2 separate regions of the Homo sapiens genome follow, and region 2 is linked to region 1. A link is a loop called in an ENCODE intact Hi-C map of the cell type or tissue named here. Cell type or tissue: PC-3. All regions are shown on one strand. Links, peaks and the distances in the headings refer to the core of each region. The heading gives the core; the rest is flanking DNA.

Region 1 (2,916 bases), core at 259-2,758:
CCTGGGGTTCCTCCAGTCATCGGAGCCATATCACTCCAACTTCAGCCTCCTGGGTAGCTGAGACTATAGGTGTGCGCCATCATGGCTGGCTAATTTTTGTATTTTTTGTAGAGACAGGGTTTCTGCTGTGTTGCCCAGGCTGGTCTCTAACTCCTAGGCTCAAGCAACCCATCTGCCTCTGCCTCCTGAAGTGCTAGGATTACAGGTGTGAGCCACTGTGCTCAGTCTGCACATCCTTTTATACTGGGAATAGTGAACTGAATCCAGACCTTCACACTGAGGTTTCCGACCAAGTATAAGCAGAGCTTTGAAAATGAAGAGGCGAACAACAGGAGAGGAACTGAATTGTTAGTTGATAGCCTTCACCTATGGTCATAATATCCAGGTTTGTTTCCCACACAGTCTGATCAACATTCTACCTTGGTTGTTCTTTCTCATAAAAATTCCACTCAACCTCTTCAGCTCCCAAGCTCGCAGTGTTCTCTAACTTGCATATCCACTCTGTCAAGAATCACTTGCCCTCCTTCGTGATTAGTTACTGATGGCACCCCCTGGCTCATAGGGGGTTTAGAGAATTAATTAATGTTTGCAAAGTGCTTGTAGATCCACAAGCCGGGGGGTATTATATAAATGCAAATTATTAGCATTATTCTGTTTTCCAATGGGGCAGACTGCCCAGAGCGTTTATTCATGCCTTATAAGAAAACCAAAGTCTCTTTAACTAGGTCTTCCTCTGTTCAAGGGATTGTCGATTTACAACCCCAGCTCACCAACGCCTGCACATCATCCTGTGTTCCAGGCCTTTCGGTTTTTTTTTTTTTTTTTCCCTCAAGGAGCTATTTTTGTGCCCTTGGTTCTTATGCTCAAAGCCTGCAAAAGAGATCAGAACCTACCATGAAAAACATATCCCATCTCCAGAAAGGAGCTTCACATCTCACTTTCTCATCTTTTGGAGGAGATAAGACAGAGGTCTTGACTTTTAGAAAGTTCACTGCATCCCTTGGTGGGACCCTGGGAGGCCCTGGCCAAATTCTACTTTGAGTGATGACATTCTGCTCACCCCAAGCTCTGTGCTGCTTCAGTTGCACAGAGGAGTATTTATTGCTACTTCCTGCCCTTGAATGTTTTGCAGACTTTCTCTATTCTGTTTAAACAAATGCTGTGTTTCACCTGTCAGAGCCCCATCCCCTGGAATAAAGGAGGCCCAGAAATCTAACACCACGGCTATCACTTTTAGGGCCTAGACCCCTGGTTTATTTTGTTATGTAGATTGGATGAGCTATTAATATATCAAGTTTACATGTGTAGTTTCTGTCTTTATCTCTGTTATTTGCACTTCAAACCTGGAAAAACAGTTGAGAGGTTATGTAAGCATTGTCCTGGGTCCTGATCTGCAAATTTCTTTGCCAACTTTTATTGGTCTTTGAAAACTGCATTCCTTTGTCCTAAAGAATGCTGTCTTTCATATCCTGTCATTAGTATTATACAATGTTAGGAGCCAATTTGTCATACAGATCTCCAAACATACTTAAAAAGAGAAAAGGGTCTTTAAATTAGTCTTCATGTATATTAAAAACAGAAAAAGACAAAAGGAAAAGACTGAAATCTTTTAAAGTAATTCCTTCATTTACTGGATTTTTTTTCTTTTTTCTGTTCATGGGCTCATATCTCAACAGTTACTGGATATTTATTGAATTTTATATGCAACACAGACACGGCATTTATCTTTAAGATATTTTTTGCCTCTCATGTTTTAGCTCCAAGACATCTAAGTCACTTTGGTAGAAAGAAGCCAGGGCAGGCAGTGCCCACACCTCCTACTCGAGGCTTCATTTCTGAACTAGAGCAGTTACAGAGAACATCACAGGACCCTGAGTAGGCAGCCAGGTAAAATAATAAAACTGAACACAGTAACATCTTCTATATTATATTATATTATATTATATTATATTATATTATATTATATTTGCATAGGAATATCCATATTACACATTATATTGCAGAGTTTTACAGTTTAAAAAGTGCTTTAAAATGTGCCTCCTTTAATTCTCACAACCCCAGGGGTTACGTATCACCTTCATCTTACAGAGAGGAAACCTTTGTTTCCAAGGAGTTGAGCGGCATGTGTAAAATTGCAGGGCCAGTGAAGGAGCTCAGCCTGAACTTGGGCCCAGGGAGCAGTCAGGACTTGGAGAAGGTTCTCTCTCTCACCCTGCAACCCAAACAACGAGCAGGGGGGAGGCATCACATAGGGGAGGAGATGCAGGAAGAAAAGGAAAGCTCAGGCCACGAGGACACAACTTCCTCAAAACCCAGCCCTAAAGCCGGACGGGGTAGCTCACGCCTGTAATCCCAGCACTCTGGAAGGCAGAGGTGGAGAGATGGCTTGAGCCCAGGAGTTCAAGGCTGTAGCGGGCTATGATTGCACCACTGCACTCCAGCCTGGGTGACAGAATGAGACCCTCTTAAAAAAAAAAAAAAAAAAAGAAACCCAGCCTGCCTCCAGGATGCTCCCCAATCAGATTCCCAAACACTGGGATTTTCAGGTGCAGGCTGGAATTTGGACCATTGTACCCTAATGGTTCCGACCCTCAATCTCACCTCACTGTTGGACTGAGAGAGCCATTCTGGAAGAAGTCATCACCAGGACCACAACCAGTTGCAGAATTTATGTATCACAGTTTCTTGTTTTCCCTCTGATGAGCCCAGAGTAAGCTACCATTCCCAGGGAAGAATGAGGGGAGCAGTTGGGGAACAGGAGGAGGACATAAGCAGTGGCAACCTCAAAAGGCCATGTAAGATGCCATCCTGTGACCCGTCAGCCTCTCCTTCCTCTTCCCTGGGTGCCAAGGACTCAGCCGTCTGTCTCTGCCCACAGACCTTCTGGTGTCAGCCCCTCTCTCCTGTATTCTTAAT
Region 2 (2,916 bases), core at 167-2,666, 60 kb before region 1:
AAAAAATGAAAATACAAAACGAAATATTTAATAGACAGTTAACAGAGTAAAGAACAAACATGAATATCCACAGTACAAAGTTTCAGTACTAATTAGAACTAGGTAATACTGTAAGACTTTGACAGCTTAATATGCGAGTGTGCTGCCACTTATGAAATAAAATCATTGTTATATTAACATATACATAGAATATTCAATAATTTCAAATAATCTATCACTTTTCTTCTTATAGATAAGGAAAATAGTGTGTAAGTATGTGTGGGTGTGCACGTGTATATATATATCCACACACATATGTAATATTTTTATAAAGGATCACTTTGAGCAGATTTTCTCCTTAAATTATGAATGATAAAAATCTGCAAAATTTTGTATGTCCAAGGGCACATATAGAAAACAAAAAGTAAAATACAAAACATTCAGGCACTTTGGATGAAAACCTGTGATGAAGATGATGGTGAGAATGATGCTGATGACAAAAAGACTAATGGCATTCCCTTGAGATTCACAATCCTTACTTTAGCAATTCACATGAGCTGTGACCCTAATAGGAATTCCATATTCTGATAAGAGTAGCAATTTAAAGATTTGGTAGGGAGCAGAAATCATTTTTATGCCATTAAATCATGTGAAGAGTGTCAACTGTTGACTCTGTTGAAAAGTGGCCAGTGCTAATATTGGTAATTATTTTCTTCAGTAGACTTATGTACAACCTTTAATCAAAACAACGTTAACTTTTGTCTACCCATCGTGCCTTCCCAGCCTTCCGCACCCACCCACACATGCCATAATTATGTAACTATTGACTGAACTCTTGTGGGTCTTGAATGTTGAAAAGCTTAATTGCTCCTAAGGATGTGAGTAATGGCTGAAAAGACTGCAAAGCACACCCGTTTCCCTCATGAAGTTTTTAGAAATGAATGTTTTGGTCTTAATTGTATTTGTCTTCACCTCATCTTTCACACCAGTGCTTAGATCTTTTATCCCCGCCCCCATCTTAAGCAATAGGAACACTGAAAATAAAAAGGTTGCTCTACAAAACAAGCCAGGCACTTTAGTATCTGGGCTAATGGCAACCCAAGGTAGCTTCAGGAGTTCCTACCACACAGGGCTTCTGAGCATAGCATGGCCATGAGTCACAGAGCCTTTGGCTGAGGGACAGGTCACAGGGCAGAATAAAGTGCTGACTTTGCGACAGTACAGAGGCTCTCTCCATGTGTGATGGGCACCTCTCTGCAGATGGCTTATCTCCAGGTCTATTTCTTTCTTTTTTTTTTTTTGAGACGGAGTCTTGCTCTTGTCGCCAAGTTAGAGTGCAATGGCGTGATCTTGGCTCACTGCCACCTTAGCCTCCTGGGTTCAAGTGATTCTCCTGCCTCAGCCTCCTGAGTAGCTGGGATTACAGGCACCTGCCACCACGCCCGGCTAATTTTTGTATTTTTAGTAGAGACGGGGTTTCACCATGTTGGCCAGGCTGGTCTTGAACTCCTGACCTCGGGATCCACCCACCTGGGCCTCCCAAAGTGCTGGGATTATAGGAGTGAGCCACCGTGCCCGGCCCTCCAGGTCTATTTCTATGCGAGGTGATTTCCACCCAACTAGAGCTAGGGTCATACTCATTTCAAGGCTGTCAACTAAGGCAGCATTTTTTGAGTCAAGGCATGGAGGCCGCTAGGAGAAAATGAGAGCAGATACTTTTTAAGTCTTAAAAAAGATGGAAACGAAAGGAAAACCACCATTTTCTGAAATTGCCCAGGCACAGGGAGGCAATCTAGTGGTACAGAGTGGCTGTGTGCTATGACTGCCTTGCCAATTAAAGCAGGCAGAGCCCTAAGAGGGCAGGGAGAGCTATTAAAGTCTGAAACAGGAAAAGGGAGAAAAGGACAGATTTTGTTATTCATTGAATGACGGACAGCTAGGAAACAAGCAAGCTTGAGGGAGAAGAGGATATTCACATTGCAGAGTATCAATTTTCTACCTGAAGGACTAAACTACTTTCAGTCACTCCCAACCTGGGATGGAAAGGATTTAGCAATACAGCTATTATTAAAGGCTCCATTATCCCATCTATCAGTCGTCTCAGCCAGCAAGTCTCCTTGTTGGCAACACTCAGGTATCTGCAAAGTTTTTACGGCATACTGTACTTACGTCTGCAGCCTGCAATTTAGTTCTTTTAAAAGCAACACTAAGTCCTGTCCATATCGAAGCTCTGTGATAATAACCCTAACCTCACCTATTGTTCCATTATCTTAAGAAAGATTTAAAGCAACTTGCTGCTTTATTTATGTTGCACCTGGCACTACGTGAGGAAGAAGTTGCCTTTTCTTCTTCTCTTGCTCAACTTGGGAGAGAATTCACTTCAATTATGGAGCTAAGGAAATTTTCTGGGCCTCTGCTCATCTAAAGACCTTTTGTGCCACAAATCAGCTCCCTCAGGCCCAGACATTATTTTGAACAAAGGCCCAGGAACAGGTGCATTCTGTACTGCTAGAGCTTATAGAGAACATTTTCAAAATAGGTAGATTGAAAGGGCTACTTGGATGAATTTTCCGCAGCATCCTGCTCTGTATGTAAAGTAATTGGCTTACATATTTTTCTCTGTGACACATCTGGCTGCACTTTGTGTGTGGGCATTTCTAACAAGCATGACAATTTCAACTAATATGGGCTCAGTTGTACACACAGCTTGAAGGTGAGTTTGTGGTTCCTTAAAACTAAAATGATTACAAACCATTCCAAAGAATGAGATCATGGTCCCATCCCTTCCAAATACAGTGACCCTTCAAGGTCAGAATACATAAGAGAAGAGAAGGATTCCAAGATGCAAAAAGCTCATTTTGTAAAACAGATAATTAAAACCATAGACCAAGCTACATTTTAAACAACTGAGCAGCTCTTCCTAAGGTAACCATAAGA

The links. Hi-C counts contacts between places; a loop is a spot of excess contacts. Peaks named below come from ENCODE experiments on the same cell type or tissue, not always from the same donor. Only the 100,000 strongest peaks of a DNase experiment are listed, where the experiment ranks them.
Region 2: a loop joins it to region 1, with 5 times the contacts of the local background. A loop is called at or near these places in 2 of 110 quality-filtered maps.

The regions. Positions count from the first base shown.
Region 1 is chr10:34,183,891-34,186,806 of GRCh38, forward strand. The region is part of intron 22 of PARD3 (par-3 family cell polarity regulator); the gene reads right to left. Among named protein-coding and RNA genes, the nearest start is that of LINC02629, 280 kb to the left of the region's middle. In PC-3, for the core only: no CTCF peak of the experiment used is centred there; a DNase peak (open chromatin) is centred at 1,411.
Region 2 is chr10:34,123,805-34,126,720 of GRCh38, forward strand. The region is part of intron 23 of PARD3 (par-3 family cell polarity regulator); the gene reads right to left. Among named protein-coding and RNA genes, the nearest start is that of LINC02629, 220 kb to the left of the region's middle. In PC-3, for the core only: no CTCF peak of the experiment used is centred there; a DNase peak (open chromatin) is centred at 1,127; H3K4me3 peaks cover 752 bases; H3K27ac peaks cover 1,135 bases.